Linked DNA regions of Mus musculus: regions 1 and 2 are each linked to region 3. Evidence: chromatin loops called from intact Hi-C (ENCODE). Cell type or tissue: heart. All regions are shown on one strand. Links, peaks and the distances in the headings refer to the core of each region. The heading gives the core; the rest is flanking DNA.

The links. A loop is a pair of places that touch in the nucleus more often than their neighbours do. Peaks named below come from ENCODE experiments on the same cell type or tissue, not always from the same donor. Only the 100,000 strongest peaks of a DNase experiment are listed, where the experiment ranks them.
Region 1: a loop joins it to region 3, with 2.1 times the contacts of the local background. A loop is called at or near these places in 2 of 42 quality-filtered maps.
Region 2: a loop joins it to region 3, with 8 times the contacts of the local background. A loop is called at or near these places in 20 of 42 quality-filtered maps.

The regions. Positions count from the first base shown.
Region 1 is chr4:114,470,080-114,475,273 of GRCm38, reverse strand. All of the region lies in intron 2 of Trabd2b (TraB domain containing 2B), which reads right to left. Among named protein-coding and RNA genes, the nearest start is that of Gm33710, 48 kb to the right of the region's middle. In heart, for the core only: a CTCF peak has its summit at 2,983; a DNase peak (open chromatin) is centred at 2,973; H3K27me3 peaks cover 3,685 bases.
Region 2 is chr4:114,633,105-114,638,298 of GRCm38, reverse strand. All of the region lies in intron 1 of Gm33655 (a long non-coding RNA gene), which reads left to right. Among named protein-coding and RNA genes, the nearest start is that of Gm12829, 45 kb to the left of the region's middle. In heart, for the core only: CTCF peaks have their summits at 946, 2,243 (motif pointing right) and 4,121 (motif pointing right); a DNase peak (open chromatin) is centred at 2,228; H3K27me3 peaks cover 3,243 bases.
Region 3 is chr4:114,343,318-114,348,511 of GRCm38, reverse strand. It overlaps Gm40228 (a long non-coding RNA gene), which reads left to right and starts at 1,889. Exons shown (of 4, transcript XR_868021.1): 1 at 1,889-1,937. In heart, for the core only: a CTCF peak has its summit at 2,274 (motif pointing left); no DNase peak of the experiment used is centred there; H3K27me3 peaks cover 2,585 bases.

The DNA of each region.
Region 1 (5,194 bases), core at 648-4,647, 130 kb before region 3:
AGTCCTATCTGAAGCCTTTCCACCTCCAACCCTCTCAAACTTGTCCTCAAGCCATAATGAGTAAGAGCCAGATGGGTCCAAAGATCCAAATACTACCAGTATCCCAGTGGGGATGCAACAGTTCCTATAGACCACATGATGTCAGTTCACTAGTAGAAATGGTTTGGGAGGAGGGACAGAGATGTCCCGTGTATCCCAGGTATACAAGGCAGCCATCCCTGAGACTGCTCTGTACAACCTCAGCTTCTAGAAAATGGGCATAGTCCAGGCCAAGAGAAGAGCCAGCATGAGGAAGGGCCTTCCTTCTAAACTATTACCGCCTCATCTGCTGCCACAGCCTCTAACTTCCTACTGTGAAGCCTGCCTCACGGCCTGTGATGTTGTCCCTAGTGATGGCCCTCAGCTCACCCTTACTGTGCTTCTCTTCTGCTGGGTGTGCACATGCTGTGGGCCTCGCTGGGAAGGAAAGGAAATCCATGTGGAGAGTTTAGGTGGCCTGCCTGAGAACAAGGGGCTAGACAATAACCCCAACCCATCTTACTCTGGGGTCCCAGGAACAGGCCTTCCTTAGAAGGCCTATCTTGACTCCCTAGCCTTGACTCCTCTCAGCCCCACAGCTTGTGTTTCCAGGTTGGCCTGACTACTGTCCACCAAACTGAAGCAGCAATGATAAGCTGACAAAGTTCTATGATGGCACTGGAGGCATGAGCATTTAATGGAAGCTCAGAGGCTTTCTCTCCAAATCCACAAATCCTGAATGATAAATAAGTAAACCACAGAGCTTTCTCTCACTATCTTCTCATATGTGAACTGTTGATTATTTACAAAACTCAACTACCTCAAACCTAAAGCATACGGCATGTATGCACTGTCCTTTCACCCACACATCTAGCCTCCTTGTAGCTCTCCCCATGTTTATCCAGAAACATAGCCACCTAGAAGTGAGCTTGAAGATAAGAGTAACCAAGTGACTGAGCTGTTGCAATGGGTGCTAGAAGGCTCATGAGTCCAACCCCAAGTTCTGCTTTTCTTCCCTAGGTCTGGAATGCAGACAGGAGGCTGGACCACCTTGCACTGCAGAAAACGCCAAAACGCCTGGCAGCAGAAGCAAGAAAAAGGACTCCAAACCATTCCCAGCCTCCCGGAGCAGAGCACACTCTCAGCCAGGATTTTCACAAGAGGAAATATAAGTGTCTGACATAAAACCACTCTGCTTGTAAATCAAATTCATATTCTTTTTAACAGACTTACAAGGTCTCTGTGACAGTTAGATGAGACCAAGCCTCAGTGTGGTGTAATAATACATGGGTGGTATTCTGTTGGGTAAAATGACTTTCTATATTGAAGTGACCCTTGGGGGAACAACTCTGTACACCCCATCCACAAAAAAACTAGACACCTCAAAAACTGCTCAGTGCTTGACAGTTATAACTGCAGAGCCCACCCCACCATGAACCTTTCCTATGACAGAAGGCATCAGATATAATAGACAGGACAGAGCTGATAGAAAGGCACAGACCTCAGGCAGCAAGTATCTTTCTTCTTAGGAAAAAAACAAAATGAAAAAACAAACTAGAAAACAAGTCAAAGATTCACCAAGTCATTGAATCTGCTGGATTCACTAGGGACAGGGCTTCCTGGTGTGTTCCCTAAAAGAAAGAAAGTCACACACGGATGACATCCATTTGTATGTCCCCATGGTTCCTGTTCCATTGGTGAACATGGACTCTTGTTACTACTTTGTGTCCTCCAGGAAACCACACTCCTGAGGGCAGTCCCCTCCTCCTTCCGCCCATGTCTGTCCTTTAGGATCAGCTACATAATTTGCAAGTTCTGGAACAAAATGATGAGGAACCCCTAATTTATAAATTATTTCCAGTCTCAAAACGGTGTCAGTCAAGCACAAGATAAGTATGCGCCCTAGGTGGCATTGGTGCCTCACGTTCAAACAGCTGGTCCCATTCCCTCAGGCCCAGGCTCTGGCTGCACACAGTAGGAGTTACAGGCGATGCTTTGCTGGAGAGAACAGAGTCTGTACACAGTGCGCAGCCTCAGTGCTCTGGCGTCATCCTCAGGGAGGTTGGGCTCAATGTGTTTTTTATTCTTCTCCCCAGGCCCAGTTCTTAGCATTTCTTGGAAGAAGTGGGCGAGGGAGACCTGGGGGATCAGAGGCTAGAGGTCACCTAGCAAACAGCCTGCCCTGAACTTAGCAAGTGGGCACGAGCAAGCACCAGGCTTTGCTGAGCCGTTCTCCTCGTTTCTTGCCACAAGATATAAACTAATCTACTTAGTTAGAAAAACATGGTTTATTGCAATCTAAGTAATTTGTATTTCTTTTTCTACCACAAGATGTAAACTAATCTAGTTAGCTAGAGCAAGTTGGTTTAACTGAATTCAGAGTAATTACCCTCCAAAGCAAAGCGATGTGTGTGTTTTTTTGGTTTGCTGGACTTTTTTTTTTTTTTTCCTTTCCAGTATTCAAAAGTTGAGACGTATATGTACTTATGACTAAATAAAAGCCAGCCTTCTTTCAGTTTGTTGGATCTTTGGCCTTTCTGGAGGGTCTCAGCCGCTATCCCAACCACCTGGGACTTCCCGAAAATGTGCTGGAGGTGGCATGGAAAATCCAGCATGTGCTTTTGTGGAAAAAAAAATTTGTAACAACATTTCCTGGAGCAGTAGAGTGCCAACTCACGGGGAGGGGTTGGTGTGCTTGGGGGAGGGGGTGAGGACGGGGCAGCCCCAGGGCTGAAGTGACCTGGGAACCTTGTCTCGGTTATTGTGGGCAGGGGCACTGTCCCATGTTCTCAGGGTCAGCATGCCCCAGGAGAAAGCACTTCACACAACCTAGCCATTCCTATCCCCATAGGACAGGGCTGAGCCAGGCTCAGCAGGGATGACTCATCTGGACCAGGGAAGCTAGGAGGCAGCCCAGGACCTCCAAGGCATTCCCTCTCCTAGAATCTGGGGTGCTTTCCCAGCAGTTCCCAGCAGGGGCCAGGCCACCTCTTACTTTGCAGTAGGTTGCTGATCACCACATCCAAGCGCCAGGGCAGCTGCTCTGCGGACACCGAGCAGCCACTGTCTCACTTTGCTCTTTGCCCACTGGGCTAGTTCCAGCTTCTGTGACACTGTCTTCTCTGCTACAGGACAGCCTGGTGGATACTTAGGGACAGTAGTTTTGTTCCTGCTATGCCTCACCTCTCTATGCTAGGCCTCAGTTCTCTGGTTTCTCTGTCCCTCTCATTCTCCACACCAGGGAATGGACAAAGCTTCCAGAGGTTGTCCCTGCTGGAAGTAGTATGCTTGGGAGTAACTCAAGCGCCACCTGAAGCCATGAAAACTGACAGCATTTCTAATAGGAGAGTGATACTCACCTGGGTCCTGCAAATCCAGTGGAGTGCTCACTGGATGGGGAAAAAAATAGAAATAAAAAGGAGAGGAAAAAATGACTGGTCCTAACTAATGGTGGCTGGGCAGGTTTATTGTAGATATGTGAGAGGGTGGAGTTAGAGGCAAAGGCATCTGGGAGAGTCCAGAGTGCTCATGACTTGGCTGAGCTAGGAGAGGAGGGGAGGAGAGCAGGGGTGTTTTAGGGTAGCCAAGAGCTGAGTGCAAGGTGAAGGGATGTGGGAAATAATGAAGGCAGAGCCAGGCAAGCTCCTTTGCTTGGAGGCAGTTTCAGCAGCAATGTGCAATTGGATAATTGAAATCAGAGGTGAGGGCTGGGGAGCAAGAAACTGGCTCCAGGACAAATAGAGATGATTGCTATAGCACCTATTGGCCTGGGCTCCTCCCAAGACAAGCTACTCAGGGGATAGGAACCTGGCCCCTCTACAGAGTCTCAGTGTAGGAGGATGAGAATAGGTGACAGGAGATAAACCTTTCCTGCAAGGGCCATGAGGTGAACATGCAGGGCTTGTAAGAATACTCCATTGAACTCAGTTCTTCTGGAAGAACAGCTAGTGTTCTTAACTGCTGAGCCATCTCTCCACTCCACTCCATTTCTTTTCTGGTGTGCACTGACGGGACCCTGAGTATACTAGGATGTAGGTGGGATGCTGGAGAATCAGAAGTGAACTAGGCAGGTATAGTCCTTTGTGCCCAATGCCCTGGGTATAGAAGTGGTTACACAGTCTCTACCACCAGAAGCTCAGTTATAGGTCATGCAAGCATGAAAAAAGCCTACTCCAGGACACAGATAAACACTTCAAGGTGGGTAGACACATCTATGGGTCAGTAAACAGGGATGCCAGTAAGCACGGGATGCCAGGCATGACCATGTGTTGAGAACAGTGTCTGGTACACGGCAGATGCTCAGTAAACATGTCTTCCATACAAAAAGGAATAAGATGACTGGACAAAGCTTTGCAGGCAGACAAGACATCTTACCTAAAGGTTGGGAGAAGCAGAGGTCGGGTGAGTTGTGCAGGAGAGTAGAGGCACTGCCACCATGGAACTGCCTCAGGAGGTTGGGTAAGCAGAGATGGGAAGCTAGCAATGCTCTGCTTAAGGTTTTATACAGCCTGTCAATTGTGGTTGCTGGAGCCCAGGTAGGATCCCTGGGGTCCACACATACACCTCTAAGCTATCATCCCACAGCAGGCTCAAAACCTCATTGACAGGATGAGTTCTGTTAGACTCCAAGAAGAAAAATGAAGTACAGTAGGTAAGGAAGGATCCTCAGCTAGGTGACTGCAGATACCAAACACCCCTTCACTTTGGTGAGTCAGAGACGTGAGGGGGAAACAGAGCCGTGTATCTGTCTTTGTGTATCTGCCCATGCTGAGTAAGGGTATCCTGATGCTCTGACTCCTGGGAGCAGTGTAGGAGGCAGTTTCCTATGACACAAGGGGCTGATGCCCCTGAAGCTGGACTCTAGGAGCTGCAGGTGTATGGCGTGCCTTGCTGCCATTCCTCTTCCCTCTCCCCAGGTAGTGACCCCAAGTTTCTGTGCCTGGCTGACAGGTCTCCAGGAGACACCTGTTTTTCATTGCAAGTCCTGAAGGCTCTTGGCAGTGGCTATGTTTGTTTTGGGGGGAGGATTCAGTATGGGAGTAAAACACTGTTTCTGCAGGTCTCCAGGGGTTGCTTAGGAGGCCACAGACAGCCTGAAGAAAAAGCAGACCAGGGCATCCCTGGGAGCATGGCAGATGCTGGGCTGTTTGCCACCAACCAACTCTCCAGTAACAGT
Region 2 (5,194 bases), core at 648-4,647, 290 kb before region 3:
TATCCATACTTTGGTCTTCCTTTTGCTTGAGTTTCATGTGTTTTGCAAATTGTATCTTGGGTATTCTGAGCTTTTGGGTTAATATCCACTTATCAGAGAGTACATATCATGTGTTCTTTTGTGATTGGGTTATTTCAGGATGATAGCCTTCAGATCCATCCATTTGCCTTAGAATTTCCTAAATTCATTGTTTTAAATAGCTAAGTGTAAATGTACCACATTTTCTGTATCTATTCCTCTGTTGTTTTCTGTTGTCCTCTGGACATCTGGGTTCTTTCCAGCTTCTGGCTATTATAAATAAGGCTGCTATGAACATAGTGGAGCATGTGGCCTTATTACATGTTAGAGCATCTTCTGGGTATATGCCCAGGAGAGGTATTGCTGGATCTTCCAGTAGTACTATGTGCAACTTTCTGAGGAATCCACAACTCCTCACCCATACTAATTCCTATTAGTACAATTCTTAATACTAATCCATCTTTGTATCCGGTGAGAGATAACTTAGAAAAAAACCCCAGTATTCTATTAGTGTTATTCCAGAATCCTCTCCTCTCCTCTCCTCTCCTCTCCTCTCCTCTCCTCTCCTCTCCCCTCCCCTCCCCTCCCCTCCCCTCCCCTCCCCTCCCCTCCCCTCCCCTCCCCTCCCCTCCCCTCCTCTCCTCTCCTCTCTTCTCTTCTCTTCTCTTCTCTTCTCTTCTCTTCTCTTCTCTTCTCTTCTCTTCTCTTCTCTATAAATGGTTATAATAGTGCTATCCTCCTCCTCCTCCTTTTCCTCCTCCTCCTCCTCCTCTTCCTCATTGAGTGAAGCTTAAATGAAGCAGGGTAATTGCAAGCACCAAGCATGGAGGGATTCGGATTCAGCAGATTTCTAATGTTTTACCTGGTGCCTGGTTCTACAGAGACCCACTCAGTGCCTGTTGTGTGATTACACGATCACAACACAAGGTGTCGCTGAAGAGAGTCTCAAAGCAATGGTGAGGAGAAGCAGTCAAGCAAGACTGAGATGAGGCTTCCTTTGCAGCACAGCAGGTGAGGTCTCTTCCCTATCACTGGGGTCCAACCATATTGCTAAGCACCCAGAAGATGCTGGCTGAGGCCCTGGCTATGCAGAGGCTCCTGAGTTTCCTGACTTTGAATCTGGGAAGTCTCAGAAGACCTCAGAACTCTGGAGAAGAAATGTCTGGAGACATTTTGAGTCTCTGAAAGATTATTCAGAAAACTACGCAAATATATGTTTATTATATATAGTTCATATTAATTTTTCTTTCAGATTTATTGTAACACTTTACTGTGAGTTAAACTAAACTCACTATGGAGATTTTTGAAAACAAGACCCTCCCCCCAGGATAACTACTGAGAATATCTTGCTGTACTAGATTTTTCCACACCTTTTGTTATTTTACATGGTGGAGACAACACTTTGCATACAAGTTAAAGTTCTGTATTTTTTTTCTGAACTTAGCATACAAAGCAGCTTTCGTGTTATGGTAAAAACACTCCTGTGCATTAATTTTAGAGGTTGCACATCCCATAATTACTTATCCAGTTTTCATTTGTGGGACAGGTTAGCTGTTTCTGCTTACTTTCTATTATGCTTTGATGTACCACATACTCTTATGCATGGAGCTGCACATGCCACAGCTACCCACCATTCTTCAATGGTGGGGCAGGGTGGTTGTTTCTGCCTACTTACCATTATACTCCTTGATGTGCTTTGCATCCTTATGTGTGGGCATCTGGTGATGGGATCACCATGTGGACTTTAAAAATACTTGATCTAAACTGCAGAGTAGGGATGATAATTTTAGAGAAAAGCTGGCAGTTTTGCATAAGAGAAGCAACTGTTTTCTCTTGAATGATCTCCTTGGCGACAGCAAGTTAAATTTGAGATCTTGCATGGGCCCTTAACCATGATTGCTTCTCACTAAACAATTGTGACATTGTAATATCTGTTAAATGATTGGCTAAAGGTGAATGGAAAGGAACAGAATGATGGAGTTGCAGGAAAGGGCAGGCATGCGGGATGCCAGAGGAAGATACCACTGGAAGTCCCACCCACATTCTTCCTTGCACTGCTTAAAGTCTCCATGGGGCACGTAGGGGACTGAGGGAACAACGTCATCTCAAAGCCAGAAAAGTGCAGCATCAAGAGGTGAAGATAGATTCAGAATATAGTACAGAGCAGTACAGAGCAGAACTGGGTTGGACTAGTCAGGACTTTCTGGCTACTGGCCCATCTCATGGGTGGACTCTAGGTGGCACTGTGGCTGCAAAAGTTTTAGGCTGAGGTGTTTGGGTAAAGCTACTGGAAATTTGGGAGAGAAAGAAATAAAAGAAAACGAATGTGATGAAGCAGATGCAGAAAGGTAACGACTAGGGAGGAGGCCACAGCTTGTGCTTGGTTCAGAAAAGACAAACTAGACTAAGGTCTCATTCATCTATTCACTCAGTCACCCAATGAGCATTTACTAAGTTCCACCCGAGGTCTGTCATGGTGTGATACAGATAAAGTGGTGGGCTGAGCAGCTGCACCCCTGAAACCATGTAGCTTATAAGAAACAAGAATGGCCAGCATTAGTTGACCCTTGTGTGAATAGGCAACGGTATGTTTGAGACAGATGCTAGGGGCCAGGGGTGAAAGTGTTGAGCTAATCTGTGAGAACACATGGCTAAGAATGGTTGTCCTGTAGAGCTGAGGTTTGAAGATGCTGAGAGTGAACAAGAAGAGAGAGATGAGGGAGGGAGCCTAGCTACAGAGGTCTGTGCTGAAAGGAGTCAGCTGGACATGTGGGAGGGGATTTTTAGCTGACACAACACAAGATTTTTGCCTTTATCCTGAGAGTACCGAAAGCAGTTGCGGGCTCCGAGCAAGGTAGGAGCTGGGTACAGAGTTGTTCGTTGAAAAGCTTTCTTTGGTTTAAGGATGGAAATGGCCTAGGGGGTCACCAGTGAGGAGACTGTGTATCAGGCAGTATAGTTATTTAAGTGAAGGGACTGTGGGACTGGTTGGGAGAGACGAGTCCCAGAGAATGACAACTGGGGACTGAAGACTCTTGGTATGAATGGACACCTGACATCGGCACCGAGAGGAACTGGTATCAGTGACATCGCAGAGGCAGTAGCCTTTGGAAAATGATCAGATTTGGATGAGAAGACCAGCCACTTTTGATACTTTTGGAGGGACTGTCACCTTCTCACCCCATTATTCCTTCCTTGGCTCAGGAGCAGGCAAGGCCATGTAAAGAGGGGGCCTTCTCTCAGCAGTAGGTGTGATCATCACACTGGATCATTGAGGGCCTGCCTGCTATATGACGGTGCGTCCACTCTGCTTCTTCTTTCTTGTGAGGAGCGTGCTGGCATCAGGTACCATCAGACTAGTGTGGCTTTCCTCAAGGTGGACTTTGCTCTGGTGGCTATGGCTCTGTGGGTGGGATTCTGCAGGAGTACGTTTGATATTTTGACCCAAATGTTTACCAGGGTCCATTTCCCAAGGATTTATATTGATGCGAGTTTTACAAAGCAGGCTTGTGGCCAGATACTCAAGCAGTCTTCAAAAGGGGCTAAAGCTGAGATGTTTCTCTCCCTCTGTAGGATCCATAAGGCCTTTTCCTCTGTTATTCTAGAAGGAAGAGAAGAATGCAGTGTATGGCTTTAGAGTCTTCTAAAGTGCAGATGCTAAACAGGTCCGAAGCTTGGAGGAATGGCCTAGGGAAATCACCATGAGTCACCAGTAAGAAATGTGGACTGGGGAAGACAGCTCTGGGTGGGCCTTGAGGAGCTTCGTGTTTTAGGGGGACAGATGAAGGTGTTCTCCTGAAGTAGGCTGGACAGAAAGGGAAGAAGTGAACTGAAGATGAGATGGAGCCCCAGAAACTTGGAGAAGATGGGAGTTTTAGGGGAGAGTGGCTAGCACATGAACATGCTTGTTAGATTGACAGAGATGCTGCTGGTGACTTTAGCAAGCTGAATTTGGAAGGGTGGGTCTCTCATGTTTAAGTCAATGTGAACGTGGTGTCATCCAGTGAGTTTTGAGAAATGCATAGGCCAATGGGATCACTGTTCCAATCAGCCTGTGTATGTCCATCACCCCTAGAAGGTACTTTGTACCCCTTTGCATCCAGTTTCTTTCTAAATCCCTGCCCCCAGGGGGCGTCTTGCTAGATAGATCTGTTAGTTTGCCTGCTTGAGAATTTTATACAAACTCGGAGTGTTGTATCTGACTTCTTTCCCTCCATTTTGAGTAGAGGGAAATGTATGCTCCCCGCAGAAAGTATGTGGGTCTGCAGTAGCAATTCAGCCCTCATGCATGGAGTATCCACTGTTTATCACACATTTCTCCACTCACTGTGGGAATTAAAGTCATGTCCAATGTTTGGCTATTCTGACTAAGGCAGCTATGAACAGTTTTGTATAGTTTTGTGATGTGTTCCAGCATCTTTGATTTATTTTTGTCCAAATCATAGCTAAGAAACCTCACAGCAACAGCAACTGGGAGGGGCTGCTGGGTCCAGGAAAGGATTTATTTTTAAGGTGTAAAAGACTGGTGCATGGTTAAATGTTGCTGCTCATGATCTGCTTGGAGGGATCAGTTAAGGAAAGGGAAAAGGGACGATGTGAACTCTGAAAAGGAGTGGGAGAGAAGATCTTTTCTCAGCTGGAGGGGAAGTATTGGAAGAGAAGCAGAAGCAGAGAAAGATGGGGTGGGTTTGTGAGCAGAGGAGGAGAGGTTTTCATCAGAGGGGTTTGGTTTTACTGTGAAGTAGAAAGCAAGGTTGCAAACAAAGCTGAAAGATACTGCAGGGTGTCAGGGGTTGTGGAGAGGGGCAAGGTATGGAATGGATACTGTAAGGAGGGCAAGAAGTCAGGGACAAGAAAGATGAACTGGGGCTGTTGGACACTGAAGCCCAGTGGAGGCTAATATCTGACAGGAGAGTAACACCCACAGCTTGCTGTAGAGGTCCCACCAGTGGTCTGCCCAGTGCAGACGTGAAGAGGGCATGGGGAATGGCACGTTTCTGAGGAAGTTATCAGATCCAATGGATAACGGATTTCAAAGGATTCCGTGAGCCCTGTGTCAGGTTAGGTATCCATGTGAGTGCAGTGGGCATGTGACTTCAAGTCCAAGTGCTCTTTCCTTGACTCCACAGCCTCTACGGACTGAATGGCCAGGTTTGCATCTTAATCCTGCTCCCGC
Region 3 (5,194 bases), core at 449-4,448:
TTTAAGGGTGAATATCCCGAAAGTGGCAGGCATATTATCTAACTGAACCTGAACTCTGTAGAACCCAGACCAAAGTAGATTCTGAGTAGACTGTGTTCTCTCCATGTTTTTTGGCTTTGTATAATGTGTTTGAGAAAGGTTTCCTGGTCTCTTGTATCTCATGTGAAGAGGACAGTAGGCTTGGAGAATAAATAGTATCCTGGACCTTGGATTCTCTTCAGGGCAGTAGGGTCTGGGCTCTGGTCTTAGTCTTAGCTGAGATGGTTAAGAAGACCGACCTAGTCTTTTCTTATACAGGCCTTCTGGGTTTGGAGGTCATGGGTTGGGAGTGGAAAGTTTATATCTTTCTTCTGTTCCTTGGGACATCTCTCCCACCCAGAGGAGGAGATGAATCTATATTGCAGAGAGTTTCATCTGATTATGATGGAACCCACAAAAGAGACTAGAACACCATTGCATACACTAGCAAGATTTTGCTGAAAGGACCCTGATATAGCTGTCTCTTGTGAGGCGATGCCAGTCCCTGGCAAACATAGAAGTGGATGCTCACAGTCAGCTATTGGATGGATCACAGGGCCCCCAATGGAGGAGCTAGAGAAAATACCCAAGGAGCTGAAGGGATCTGCAACCCTATGGGTGGAACAACGTTATGAACTAACCAGTACCCCAGAGCTCTTGACTCTAGCTGCATGTGTATCAAAAGATGGCCTAGTCGGCCATCACTGGAAAGAGAGGCCCATTGGACTTGCAAACTTTATATGCCCCAGTACAGGGGAACGCCAGGGCCAAAAAGTGGGAGTGGGTGGGGAGGAGGTGTGGGGGTATGGGGGGACTTTTGGAATAGCATTGGAAATGTAAATGAGGAAAATACCTAATAATAAAAAAAGAAAAATCCATTAAAATATGAGGACTTAGCCTGTAGAAACTTGGGCTGGGATAGGGATCAAAAGTTAGAGAGGTGCTGCTGACTGGGAGTATAAACAAGTCCACAAAAGGGATAAAGAAATTCCTAAATGACAGATCCATGATGGGTAACAGGTAGTTAATAACCAGGAAAGGTGATGAGGATAATAGTAAAATAATTATTAATAATATTACCTGCAGGAGAACATTTAGACTTTAGGCATGTTTTCTGTCACTATCTTATCAGACTGTCTCCACCCTCCCCAGGGTGGGGGGGGGGGATGCTAAGCAAAATGAAGGAACTTGATAAAGTGAACTCGCTTTCTCTGGGTAGTACATGGCTGTAGGACATGCCTGAGTACTTCTCCAAGGCTTTCTTAGAGAGTAGGCAAACTATTCAGAGGGACGATTTGGATATGAGCCTAATCTGGCACGACTCCCCAATACTGCATTGGCTTTCAGCTTCTGTAAACTCTTCCTTCAGCAGCAGACCAGGCTCTTTGCCCTGTTTATATGGCTCTTACCATGTGACCTTGAGTGGAATGCTCTACCTTCTTCAGTTTCCCATTTGTGTAAGGTAACAACTGGCTAGTCTGGAGAGTTAACACTTTCTGTTGTTGTTATTGCTTGTTTGAGACACTGTCGTATATTTTAGGCTGGCCTAGAACTTTCTATGCAGCCTAGGATGACCCTCAACGCTCAGTTCCCTTGCTTCATCTTCCTGAGTGCTAGAGGTGGAAGTGTCTGCTACCATACCTGGTTTATATGGTTCTTGGGATCAAAAGCAAGGCTTCCTATATGCTAGGCAAGTACTCTACCCATAAAACTACATTTCCAGCCCAAGAAACTCCTCAGTTCATTGTTTTCTCATGGTAAAGTCAGATGTCAGGATTATGGGTCACAAAGGCATGACATGGTGTAACCAACTTAGCAGTGCTCAGGGCACAAGGTGAGGACTTGGCACTAGAGAACTGGAGGCAATGTCTGTGAAAGTTCCAGGATGAGATGCTGGTGCAGAACAGGCTGGGAAGAAGGTAGCTGTTCTAGGATCATGAGTAGTATCTCTCTTGCTCTGGAGTTTCCAAGCTGGGCTCTGTGGGTGCTGACTGTGCCATAGATTCCATATAATGTTCCCTTAGAAAATGTTTGGTGATTTGTGGAATCTTGCTAGAGTCTTGGAAAGGCTATTTCACAATTGGAGTGAGGCTTCAGAAGTTTGGCAAATTCACATTTGTTACATTTTACACATGTGAGAATGTTTGCTGTGGGGCAAATTTATCTCATTTTTATCTCTGCACTTTACCCTCTTGAGGCACTTGTTCTCAAGGGAAATCAAGGTTCCTCTTGGAGAAAGGGGGCCGTGCTGCCATCTACAGGCGAAGAAGTGAGTAGACTCATTTTATAAAATGGTCAAAGAGCAAGGGAAGAAGTGAGGTTCAGTTACCAAGTTCAATATCTCTCTTACCTTGCTTCACACATCCCATTGGAACAGAATCTGTTTGTTGCAATCCAGAATGCTAATGGTGCCATTTCCATGGAGGGCCACCAGGAGATCTCTGGGGCTATCACACTACCAGCTGCATACACAGCCCATGATATTCAGTATCAGTCATTGCTTGCTTCATTCTATATTAGATCATCACTTCAACATTAGATCTTGATTCGTGAAGGTCCTGTGTCTTCACTGACCCCACTAGGATAATCCAAATGGCAGTTCCAAGAATATATTAAATAAGGACTTTTTTCTTGTGGATGAATGAACTCAGAGGACTTAGCTAAAAACTTGTCCCAGAGAAAGAAGCAGGCATGCTTTTAGAGTGAGCAATGCAGTCTGTTTAGTATGGGGAGCAAGAAGGGTAGGTCTGAGATCCTGCCCTCTATACCTCAGGGTGGAGTGGTAACTCATTGCTAAGTCTCCACGGTCTCAATATTGCAATTGCAATTAGACAACCTGGGTTTTCAGAGAGAGAGAGAGAAGGGCAAGCATGTATATTACCCTCAGGATGGCAAACCCAGTGAAGTTTTCTCCATTTTCCTAGGGAAGAAATTAGAACTCTGAATGCAGAATGGGCACACCCAGTGTTCCTCAGCAAGTTCAAACTGGAGTCAGGACTGGAGCCCAGGCTACCCAACTCCTCATTATAGGCTCTCTGAGAAAACTTTCACAGTTGGTGACCTCCCAGAGCAGGCCATGGCTACCCAGCCACAGCTCCCCTTCCCTGAGGGGTTTGGAGGTGAAGCTTAATCTTTAATGAATTGGTTTTTAGTTTAACTGCTCTTTTGGCAATGATTAATACCCAGTGACCTAGTCTGGCATGGGTGATCCTGACCAGGACTGACCTATGCATGTGCTGGTAGCCTGGACTTACTTGTAATTTGTTGAGGTTTGAGAGGGTGCAGGATGGCCCTCTACCACGGCATATACTCAGTAGTATGTCTGTGGCTATGCTATTAGATTGTTACTCTTCAGAAGGAAGCATCCTAAGTGACTCTGGCATAAGCAGCTGGTAATGTAAGTCATGTTAAGAATGTCCCTTGAGCTGTTGATGTGACAGCTCTGGTGTCTAAGGGTTCAAGGCATTACAGAAGTTGTGGCTTTTAATTAAAGACCATCCTCTAATGGCTGGATTCATAGCACAACCCAAGAGTATGTGTCTACAGGGACAAAACAAAGTCCCAATGGCAGGCCTGTTGTGGTGCTTGGGAGCAAGGATTTAGATCTGAGTGCAGAGGCTAGCAAGTAGTTATCTACTATAAGGACCTGGGGATGCTGAGTCAACTAGAGGAAGCTTTCCTATATGCTTATGCTTCCCCATAGTCTCCATTCTCAATCTGGCCATAGCATACCCTTTGAGGCAAGGTAGAATAGGTCCCACAACTGCATGATGGCCACCACTGGAGCAGCGGGGAGCCGTGGGCGGGGCTGGTCCTCTACCTTAGGATCATGGCATCTCTTCGGAGTGTCAATACTGCAAACTGGCTAATGTCTTGATCTTGTTGCCCATGGTCTGCTTTGTGTCTCAGAACTGGTAGGCACCAGCAATCCATCTGGCAGCAGTTTCCTCCCATGACTACTTAATAGATGTTTGTGGGTGTTGGCACTGTGACTCAGCATGGGGATTGGCATTGCAGTTTGATATTTTGGGGTAGGTGTATGGCCAGAAGAAGCTACAGTGGAATAGTGTTATCCCCTCCCTCAATGCTTCAGCCTTGCAGAAGTGTGCCCCTTCATGCTTCTGTCTTCATCTTCTTCCCTCTACCCAGAAGGCCCTGTGCAGAAACCGTCTATGGAACAACTCATCACTCAGCTTAGAGACTACTGCTCTAAATCTCAGGAACTGGAGAATCCTCAGCCTTGTCTTTCCTGTCCCAGCTTTCATGCTGTGCATATTGTCTGTTCACCTCTTCAACTCTAGCCTGGGACTTAGTGCCCAGGATAATGAACCTTGAGGTCACTCTTGGAGGATAATGACTTTTGAGGTCACTAAGCTTTGGGAAGACAGGAGTGACTCTACTGACCTATCCTGTAAGGAAAGATTGATTTGCAGGGTCAGACAGGCTGGAGCAGGTGACCATGAAGCCCCCCAGCGGAAGCTATGGTTGCTTCTCTGTTTTGGTTTTGCTTCTTTGTGTTTGCTTTTGTGGGCTTTTCATTTCAGACATTAATCTAGTTAATGCCAGCAATGTCATTTTGGCAAGCCAGCAATTTCCTTTTGCCCTTTATTTAATGAGCCCCACCCCACCCCCATCTCTATAATAAAAGGCATGCAGGTGGGTAATTATAGAGGTGTGAAATAGGGGTGCTGGGTCACCGCCAACTGAGCATTCTGGAGCATCCGTTGGAGAGGCTTTTGGAGAATTACCCAGCCCTACTATTCAGTTCCAGTGGGGAAATGGAATGTTAGAAAGGCTGAGAAACTCACAAAAGGAATACAAGCAGAAGGCAGAGCCAGACACCAGTCCAGGCTCCTAATTCCCAGCGGAGATCCTTTTCACTGCTTGATGTCAACTTCATCTCCTTATGGGTATTCTGTTGAACATCTCACAGGAATGCCATCAGTCCTTGCATCTATCCTTGCATCCATCCATTCATCAACACAGCCTTCCATCTGTCTACCCATGCATCCACATATCTTATAGATATTTATTGAGGGTTTACTACATACAAGGCACTGTGACTATGACAGTGAGCAGATAAGGACTGTTCCAGCTCTGTCCTCACATGGGATCAAACTCAGGTTATTAGGTATAATGGCAAGTACCTGACCCATGGTCATCTTACTAGCTCTAT